Linked DNA regions of Homo sapiens: regions 1 and 2 are each linked to region 3. A link is a contact called in ENCODE Hi-C data. All regions are on one chromosome and are shown on one strand. Each heading gives the region's core, a stretch centred on a gene start or an enhancer-like site at or near the end of the contact. The rest is flanking DNA. Distances are from core to core; before and after follow the strand shown.

Evidence for each region. A loop is a pair of places that touch in the nucleus more often than their neighbours do. Pooled maps may share reads with other maps.
Region 1: a loop to region 3 is called in a pooled map, with 2.8 times the contacts of the local background. The contact joins two enhancer-like sites. A Hi-C loop is called at or near these places in 8 of 37 single-sample maps with no recorded cell type and 7 of 50 pooled maps.
Region 2: a map of naive thymus-derived CD4-positive, alpha-beta T cell shows a loop between it and region 3 (24-fold over the local background). The contact joins two enhancer-like sites. A Hi-C loop is called at or near these places in 14 of 168 maps with a recorded cell type or tissue (A673, CD4-positive, alpha-beta memory T cell, GM12878 and 10 more), 35 of 37 single-sample maps with no recorded cell type and 23 of 50 pooled maps.

The regions. Positions count from the first base shown.
Region 1 is chr5:168,733,467-168,736,166 of GRCh38, reverse strand. The region is part of intron 20 of SLIT3 (slit guidance ligand 3); the gene reads left to right. Among named protein-coding and RNA genes, the nearest start is that of SLIT3-AS2, 28 kb to the right of the region's middle. Within about 2 kb of position 1,331, at least 5 of the 41 ENCODE cell types and tissues checked have a DNase peak (open chromatin) inside an H3K27ac peak, as active enhancers do.
Region 2 is chr5:168,678,520-168,681,219 of GRCh38, reverse strand. All of the region lies in intron 32 of SLIT3 (slit guidance ligand 3), which reads left to right. Among named protein-coding and RNA genes, the nearest start is that of SLIT3-AS2, 27 kb to the left of the region's middle. Within about 2 kb of position 1,444, at least 2 of the 41 ENCODE cell types and tissues checked have a DNase peak (open chromatin) inside an H3K27ac peak, as active enhancers do.
Region 3 is chr5:168,268,100-168,270,799 of GRCh38, reverse strand. No RefSeq gene overlaps it. Among named protein-coding and RNA genes, the nearest start is that of WWC1, 22 kb to the left of the region's middle. Within about 2 kb of position 1,344, at least 5 of the 41 ENCODE cell types and tissues checked have a DNase peak (open chromatin) inside an H3K27ac peak, as active enhancers do.

The DNA of each region.
Region 1 (2,700 bases), core at 82-2,581, 470 kb before region 3:
CTGAAGGTACAGTGGCTACCATGACAGATAAGATCCCTTTTCTCAGAAACTGAGAGTAGGGGAGAAAGACAGTAAGAAAACCGACCAGATCAGGCATTTCACACCAGGAGTAGAGGGGGATTTCCCAGGAAAGTAAAGGAGGGAAACAGAGTAGAAAGAACATGTTTTATGAAGACCTCAAGGTGGAAAGATCTTAAATTCAAGAAACCAAGAAGGCTGTGAGATGGAGCAAATAGGATGACAAAGAGGGTGATGTGTGCTGAAAGCTTGAGAAGGGATATGTAAGTTCTTGTAGGTATAGGGAGAGCTGACTCCAAGAGAAATGCAGGAATCCAGGAAGAATTTTAAGTGGCATGATCCAATTCTCATTTTAGAAATACTACCCTGGAGGAAGAAGAAGAGAATGAACAGCAAGAGGAACATTATCTTTCAATAAGCTATGTGTATTATTGGATGGAGATGTGTGTGTGTGTGTGTGTGTGTGTGTGTGTGTGTGTGTGTGTGTATCTATCTGTCTATATGTATGTGTATGTATATTTAAAATGTGTTGGCCACCAGTGTGCCGGGTACTGCTCTGAGAACTGTTCACAGAGACTCAAATTTAATCCTCAGAATCACATCAAGGTGGTGATCATTATAAGCTTTGTTTTACAGGTGACTAAATGTAAGCTCAAAGAGGTTAAGTACTTCACCCAGGGTCACACAGCTCTTAGATAGTAGAGCCAGGATGTGAGCCTCAGCTGCCTGACCCCTGAGCTGCCCCCACATCACTCCAGGACTCTAGTGGAAATTCTGGCCTGGAGCAGAGTCTCTGGGAAGGTGGCTTCCCTCCCTCTCCATTAACATCAGCTGGTTTGAGTTCTTTGTGGGGCATCAGTCAGCACCCCAAAGCTCCAAACAGGAATGGGGAACACCCATTCACAGAGATCTGTGTGGAGTTTCATGCAAGGCAGATGTGTCCTTGTGTGTTTGCACTGGGGCTGAAACAGAGCATTTAAATGCAGGCCAAATGCAAAGGGTGACCTGCCAGAAACACTCCGGCAGTTCTAAGGCTGGTGGGGCAAGAGGGCAGTCTCCTGAAAGGGTCCCTCTGGGAGCCTGGACTGTAGGCTACAGACAACTTTGGAGTTCAGAGTTTTCATGAAGGGCCTGCTACAAAGAGAGCTCTCCCCACCACTGCATCTGCATTTCTGATGTGAAAGCTTTGATTCTGAGTCTTCTGAGCTGTGCTGCCAGGTCGCCGGGGACATTCTGCACTGAAAGCAACTTGTGCTTGGCTCCATCATGCCAAACGCAGCTCTCCCTGAGGAGTTCAGGGGTTTTCATCACACAGATGACGTTTCCTGAGCATCTGCTGTTGCCAGGCAGAGTGCGAGAATGCTGTGGTGAGCCAAGCAGACATGATTCTGCCCACATTAATCACAGAATCACACGAAAGATGTCACCATGGGGGTCAAATGCTGTGATGAAAAGACAGCCAATGCTTTGGCTGTCTTATATAACTTTAGGCCAAAAGCACTTAATAGACATTTACAGAGATTCTACCCAACAACTACAGAATATACATTCTTTTCACCAGCACATGGAACATTCTGTAATATCACCAGCACATGGAACACCTGTAATATCATTGGTAGGTGTGGGAACTGATATTGAAAAACTAATGCTGGAGCTGAGATCCATGCATCTGTAGGAGTTAACCTGGCAAGGAGGGAGGAGAGACACTAGTGTGTACAAACACCTGCCCCCCACCAGAGGGGATGGGGCATTTTAGGAAGGTTAAGGCCAGTGGAGTTGGAACCAGAGGTCAAGGGAAAGTCTGATAAAAGATGAACCAAAGACAGGAGGCAGGGCTCTAACAGTTAATTTCCTGTCTCAACTGGGTAGGCTGTGGTGCTCGGTTGTTTGGTCACATACTTGGTCTAGATGTTGCTGTGAAGGTATTTTGTAAATGCAATTAATATCTACAGTCAGTTGACTTTTTAAACAATATATTTAGGAGGTACAAGTACAGGTTTCTTACATGCATATATTGTGTTGTGGTAAAGTCTGGGCTTTTAGTGTACCCATCACCCAAATACTGAACATTGTGCCCAATAGGTAGTTTTTCAGCCCTCAGCACCCTCCTACCTTTTGTAGTCTCCAGTGTCCATTATTCTACTCGGTATGTCCATGTGTACCCATTGTCATGCTCCCACTCATAAGCAAGAACATATAGTATTTGACTTTCTGTTTCTGAGTCATTTCACTGAGGATAATGGCCTCCAGTTCCATCCACATTGCTGCAAAAGACAGGATTTCATTCTTATTTATGGCTGAGTAGTATTCAATGTATATAGATATTCCACATTTTCTTTTTTTTTTTTAATTTTTTTTTATTTTAAGTTCCAGGATAGATGTGTGAATGTACAGGTTTGTTATGTAGGTATACATGTGCCATGGTGGTTTGCTGCACCTATCAACCCATCATCTAGGTTTTAAGCCCTAGATGCATTAGGTATTTGTCCTAATGCTCTCCCTTCCCTTGCATCCCAACCCTTGACAGGCCATGGTGTGTGTTGTTCCCCTCCTTGTGTCCATGAATATACACCACATTTTCTTTATCCAATCCTCTGTTGATGGACATTGAGGTTGATTCCGTATCTTTGCTATCGTGAATAGTGCTGTGATAGACATACAAGTGCAGGTGTCTTTTGGATG
Region 2 (2,700 bases), core at 195-2,694, 410 kb before region 3:
GGAGACACTGGTGTCATGCTACAGGAACACCAATGATGAAGCAAAGTTTTTTTGTTTTTTGGGTTTTCTTGGAGACAGTGTCTCACTGTGTCACCCAGGTTGGAGTGCTGTGGCATGATCACAGCTCCCTGCAACCTCCACCTCCCAGCCTCAAGTGATCCTCCTACCTCAGCCTCCTGAGTAGCTGGGACTGCAGGTGTGCATCACAACGTCTAATTTTTGTTTTTTTCTGGAAGAGACAGGGTTTCATCATGTTGCTCAGGCTGGTCTTGAACTCCTGGGCTGAAGCAGTCTGCCCACCTTGGCCTCGCAAAGTGCTGGGATTACAGGTGTGAGCCACTGTGCCCACCAGGAGCAAATATTTTTGCTTGGAGGACCTTGGAGGAGGAGGTGGTGTTTGAGCTGAGACATGACCTGTGCCTCAGAATCATTTTCTCAGGCTGAGCAGCGAGGAAGCCCTGGGGAGGAGGAGGCCCCATCAGCCTGCATGGAAGCCATGTGGGAGGGCTGGGGTTAATGGAGGGCACAGCCTGAGCTGACCAGCAGCCGAGGGGGCCAGGAGGCCAGTCCAACCACAAAAAATGAGATCTCCTCCTCAGCATCAGTACAATAACCTCTAGCCACCCAGGAAGGCCACCTTGGCCTCAGGGCCAGAGTCAGGGAGCCCAGCCAAAGCTATTCTAACTGGGGGAGTTGGCAGCCACCAGCTTTTGGCTCACTAAGGCCCACTGACCAGCTTCAGAGTGAGGATGTCAGCCTGGGTTCCCAGCAGGGACCTGCAGGCTAGATTCCATGGTCTCCATTCTGTCCATGCCTGATGTTGTTCATCTGCACAGCCATAATCACAAATGGTGATGAGGGCACATGAAGATTCTATTCCAGGCCCCAGGGCAAATACACAGAGAAGCCCACCTGAGCCCCTCCTTGCCCCAGAATGGGGACAGACTTCACTGTTCCTTGGCACTGAGACTTGTGAGAAGGCCAGACTCACATGCCAGCAAGGCCAAATGGCCACATAGGTAACAGACATGGGGAAAATGGGCTGGAGTCCCCATAGGGAGTGGTGGGGGCTACAGTAGCCTAAAGGGTGGAGCCCCATCCAAAGGAGTGGCTGACCTCAGCTCCAGCAGACACTGCCATGTGGGAATATAGATTATCAAGAGAAGCGGGACCACCGGGGTTTCTATGTGAGATATCTAAGTTTTTGAGTGTTGGCCATTTTAAAACACCGCGTGGGTGTGCTCTTTGAATGCAATGCAGTGCATGCTCTCTGAGTCTTGATTTCTACAATCCTGTCCACTGCCAAGGTCTTTGTCTCATTGGATCCTCACTCCTGTTTTAGGGATGAGAAGCCTCATATTAGAAGCCCAGTAAGTGGCAGAGCTAGGATTTAAATCCGGGTCAGTTTTCCACCCAAACCAGCTCTCCCACCGTGCTGGCTCCGGGACATGAAAGACAGAGCCGAGAGAGTGTGGGCTGTGCTACAGGAGTAGGGGGTTGCTGCAGTGGGGCCTGAGGTCTCCGCTTGCTGCCTACCCGAAATCCCAGGAACTTTTTGTTACTGCGAGGCTCTATCGCCACCTAGTGGTCACGACTCAGCATTCAGGTTAGAGCAACCAGCACCTAGAGGAATAACAAACCCTTCCTCCCTCAAGTCCCTTAAGACTTCAGGCTGAACACCTAAAGTCTCTGACCCTTAAGTCTTTTATTTGAAAAATGGAGGAAAAAGTGTGCCTCCTTCCTGGGGGTTGTTAGGATTAAATAAGAGAATGCAAGTTAACTGCTTAGCATAGGGTAGCACAATGCCTGGCCTCTACTAAGGGATTAACACGTATCCACCATTATTATTAAAAGCAAAAGAAAGCCAGGCATGGTGGCTCACGCCTGTAACTCCAGCATTCTTGGAAGCCAAGGCAGGAGGATCGCCTGAGCCCAGGAGTTTGAGAGTATCCTGGGCAACATATTCAGACTCCATCTATGCAAAAAATAAAAAATTACCCAAGCATAGTAGTGCACATGTATGGTCCTAGCTACTTGAGAGGCTGAGGCAGGAGGATCACTTGAACCCTGGAGGTCAAGGCTGCAGTGAGCTGTGATTGCACCACCGCACTGCAGCCTGGGTGAGAGAGCAAGACCCGATCTCAAAAAATAAATAAATGCAAAGGCAAAAAGGCCATGGGCCACTCTGGCCAATGCCTGTGGTTATGCCAGTTCCAGGCAGGATGCGTCCAGCCCCACCCTGACAACTCCAGAGCTCTCCACCTCCCACTTGGCACCAGTTCAGTCTGGCCCAGTAGATAATGAGGAAGACCCTCAGAGCCCCCTTCTCTCCCCTGAAATCCTTAAATATCTCTCCAGGAGACTAATCATTGGGGCTTGGGACCACTATATCATCATTTCTTTTAGTGTGAACCTTAGGTTGTTACTATTTTTTCCTTTTTTTTCCTCTACTTTTGTCACAGTAGAGCCATTTTCCCATTATTTTGTTTCAAAGGCTAAGATTTAATAATGATTTTTGTTTGTTTGTTTGTTTTTTTGAGACAGAGTCTCACTCTGTCACCCGGGCTGGAGTGCAGTAGCGCGATCTTGGCTCACTGCAACCTCCACCTCCTGGGTTCAGGTGATTCTCCTGCCTCAGCCTCCCGAGTAGCTGAGACTACAGGCACCCGCCACCACGCCCGGCTAATTTTTTGTATTTTT
Region 3 (2,700 bases), core at 95-2,594:
CACTTTCTCCATCTTCATTGCAGCATTCTACGTAATAGATGTTTCCTAAATGTTCACTGGTTGACTAATAGCTAGTGGGGCAGATTCCTTCTGGCCAAAGGCTCTAGCCTGAGAACAAAATCTATATGTATGTGGCCGAGATAAGACCAAGATAAGGGATTGTTGAGGGAGTGGCCTGGGAATGGAAACAGCCAGAGAGCTGACTGAGAACCGAAGATTCCCAGCCACCTGGGAGGGGCCTGTTCCTGATCTGTGGTGTGTCCTCTCTAAGGCTCAATTTTCACACTGTTTCACAGAGTGGCTGGGAAGTTCAAATAACAGCAATTAATTTGGATAGAAGCGTTTTATGAATGCATGAGTGTAAGGACATCCCTTTTACTGCCCCTGGAATTGGGCTCAGTTCAGGGACACTGATCATCTCTGGAAGAGTGGCTACTGGGTAGACTGTCCCTAAGAGGGTATAGGCTTTGCTTCTTCTGTCCTCTCTTCCCTGGAGCCTTCTAGAAGAGCAAGTCCCCAGGGCTTTACGCAGCTCTTGAAGTGGGAGGATGGGGTGGGTGGAGCTCCTTACTCTTGAACAGGTCAAGCTTCAGGCTGGGATCACACTTCAGCTCTCACTGAAGGCTGAGAATAAGAAAAGTTAGTTGCCAATCAGTAGACATCCCCTTGAGGGAGGCTGAGTGTTTACAACAGCAACCCTGCCAGATGGCAGTATCATCTCCACTACACAGGGGAGGAAACCCAGGCTTCGGAGGTTAGATAAGAAGCCCAGGCTTAGCTAGAAAGGTGTGGTTGGGAGTGAAAGTGAAGGATTTTTTTTGTTTGTTTTGCTTTTTTTTTTAATCTAAAGACGATAACCCCCAAATTCCACAATTTTCCTTTAATAATAGCTTACCATTTAATATGCATTTGTTAAATGCTGGGCCCTTGCCAAGGACTTTACATATATTGTTTTTATTAGGCTTTCCAAATAATCCCATACAGCAGTTATTTTTATCCCTATTTTACAAATGGGAAAGGTGAGGCTCAGGAAGTCCAGGTGGAAATGTACTCAGTGGGCAAATGGTGGAGGCAGGCTCGCAGTCCAGTCTGGCTGGTCCCAGGACTGGTCTTCTTTGGAATCTTTTTCCTGGAACCGATTCCACGGGCCTCTTTCAGGAGTCCAGGGCTCTCCTCGCAGTCTCTGGCTGCTCGGCGACTTCCCTAAATCCCTTTGAGGCGCCGGGCCCACCTCCAAGCAGATTTCATGGGAAAGGCTGCCACCTCGTGGCCAGATGGCAAACCCAACATTTGCCGGGAGGAGGCGAGGGCTGGTGAGGGAGGGGCTTTGTGGAGCAGCTGGTGCAGCCTTGCTTTCCGAGGGCGGCGTGCAGCCACAGTGCCCGCTGCGGGTGCTGGGGAATGGCGCCTTACAGGCTGCCCACCTGCCTCCTCAGGGTGGAAGGCGGGGCTTGGGTGTGAGCGTGCTGAATCAGAACTTTCCTGGAAAGTCGCCACTTGGTGTGGTCAGAGGATCACTGAAGTAAGTAAGTAATCAGAATATCCCTTCTCCCTAATTGTTTCACCTGGCTGGTCGTGGAGGAGGGAGAGGCGAAGGAGAAGGAATGGTGCATGCACTGGAGAGAGGATCCTTGGCCGGGATCTGTTCTCGGTGTTCCACCCCGTATAGACCCTGTCCCCAACTCTGGGCAAGTTACAGAACCTCGTCCTCATTTCCCAAATCTGAGCCGGTTTGAGGAGCGCTCCCTCTGTTCTGACCGCCCCAGCCTTCCTTCAAGCCCTCATCCAGACTGTTGCAGATTCTCCCGGGCTCTGGGCCTTCTGCCACTCTTCTCTCTCCACTTTGCAAACCCAAAGATTCCCTAATCGTGTTTCTCCCTATGTACAAGAGTCACACTGATGTCCCTCATGACCTGGCAGGAGAATACCCAGCTTCTTAGCCTGACTGTTATTCCTGCCTCCTTCCCTCCAACAAACCTCATCTCTGGCTGTGCCCTTCCCGCTGAGCTCCAATCCCCTGCTCCTCATTTCGGGCTGCAGGTGAAACTCACCTACCCACGATCAGACCTTTCTTCCAGAGGTCCTGATCTAATTGGCCTGGGACCCGTGTCTAGCGCGCTCGCCGGTGGTTCTAATCCTTAGCACCTGCCCCGGCCTCTCTGAACTTCTCACCTGTCTCTTTGCATATTTCTTCTCCTTCCTGCTACCCCCTCCTGCCTTGTCTGTCTTGCATTCTCTTACTTGCCAGTGCCCAGCTCAAATGCTTGTGGAGGCTGGGCACGGTGGCTCATGTCTGTAATCCCAGCACTTTGGGAGGCTGAGGCAGGTGGATCACCTGAGGTCAAGAGTTCGAGACCAGCCTGGCCAGCATGGTGAAACCCCATCTCTACTAAAAATACAAAAATTAGCCGGGCGTGGTGGTGGGCATCTGTAATCTTAGCTACTTGTGAGGCTGAGGCAGGAGAATCACTTGAACCTGGGAGGTGGAGGTTGCAGTGAGCCGAGATTGCACCATCGCACTCCAGCCTGGGCAACAGAGCAAGACTCTGTCTCAAAAAAAAAAAAAAAAAAAAAAACAACAAAACTTGTGGAGAGAACTCATACTCCTGTCCTCTGGACATCATGTGTTTGCTCATCACTTGTGTGCCAGCCCTGAGCCTACTGTGCTGTAGTGATTGATTGGCTTGTGAGTTTGTCTCA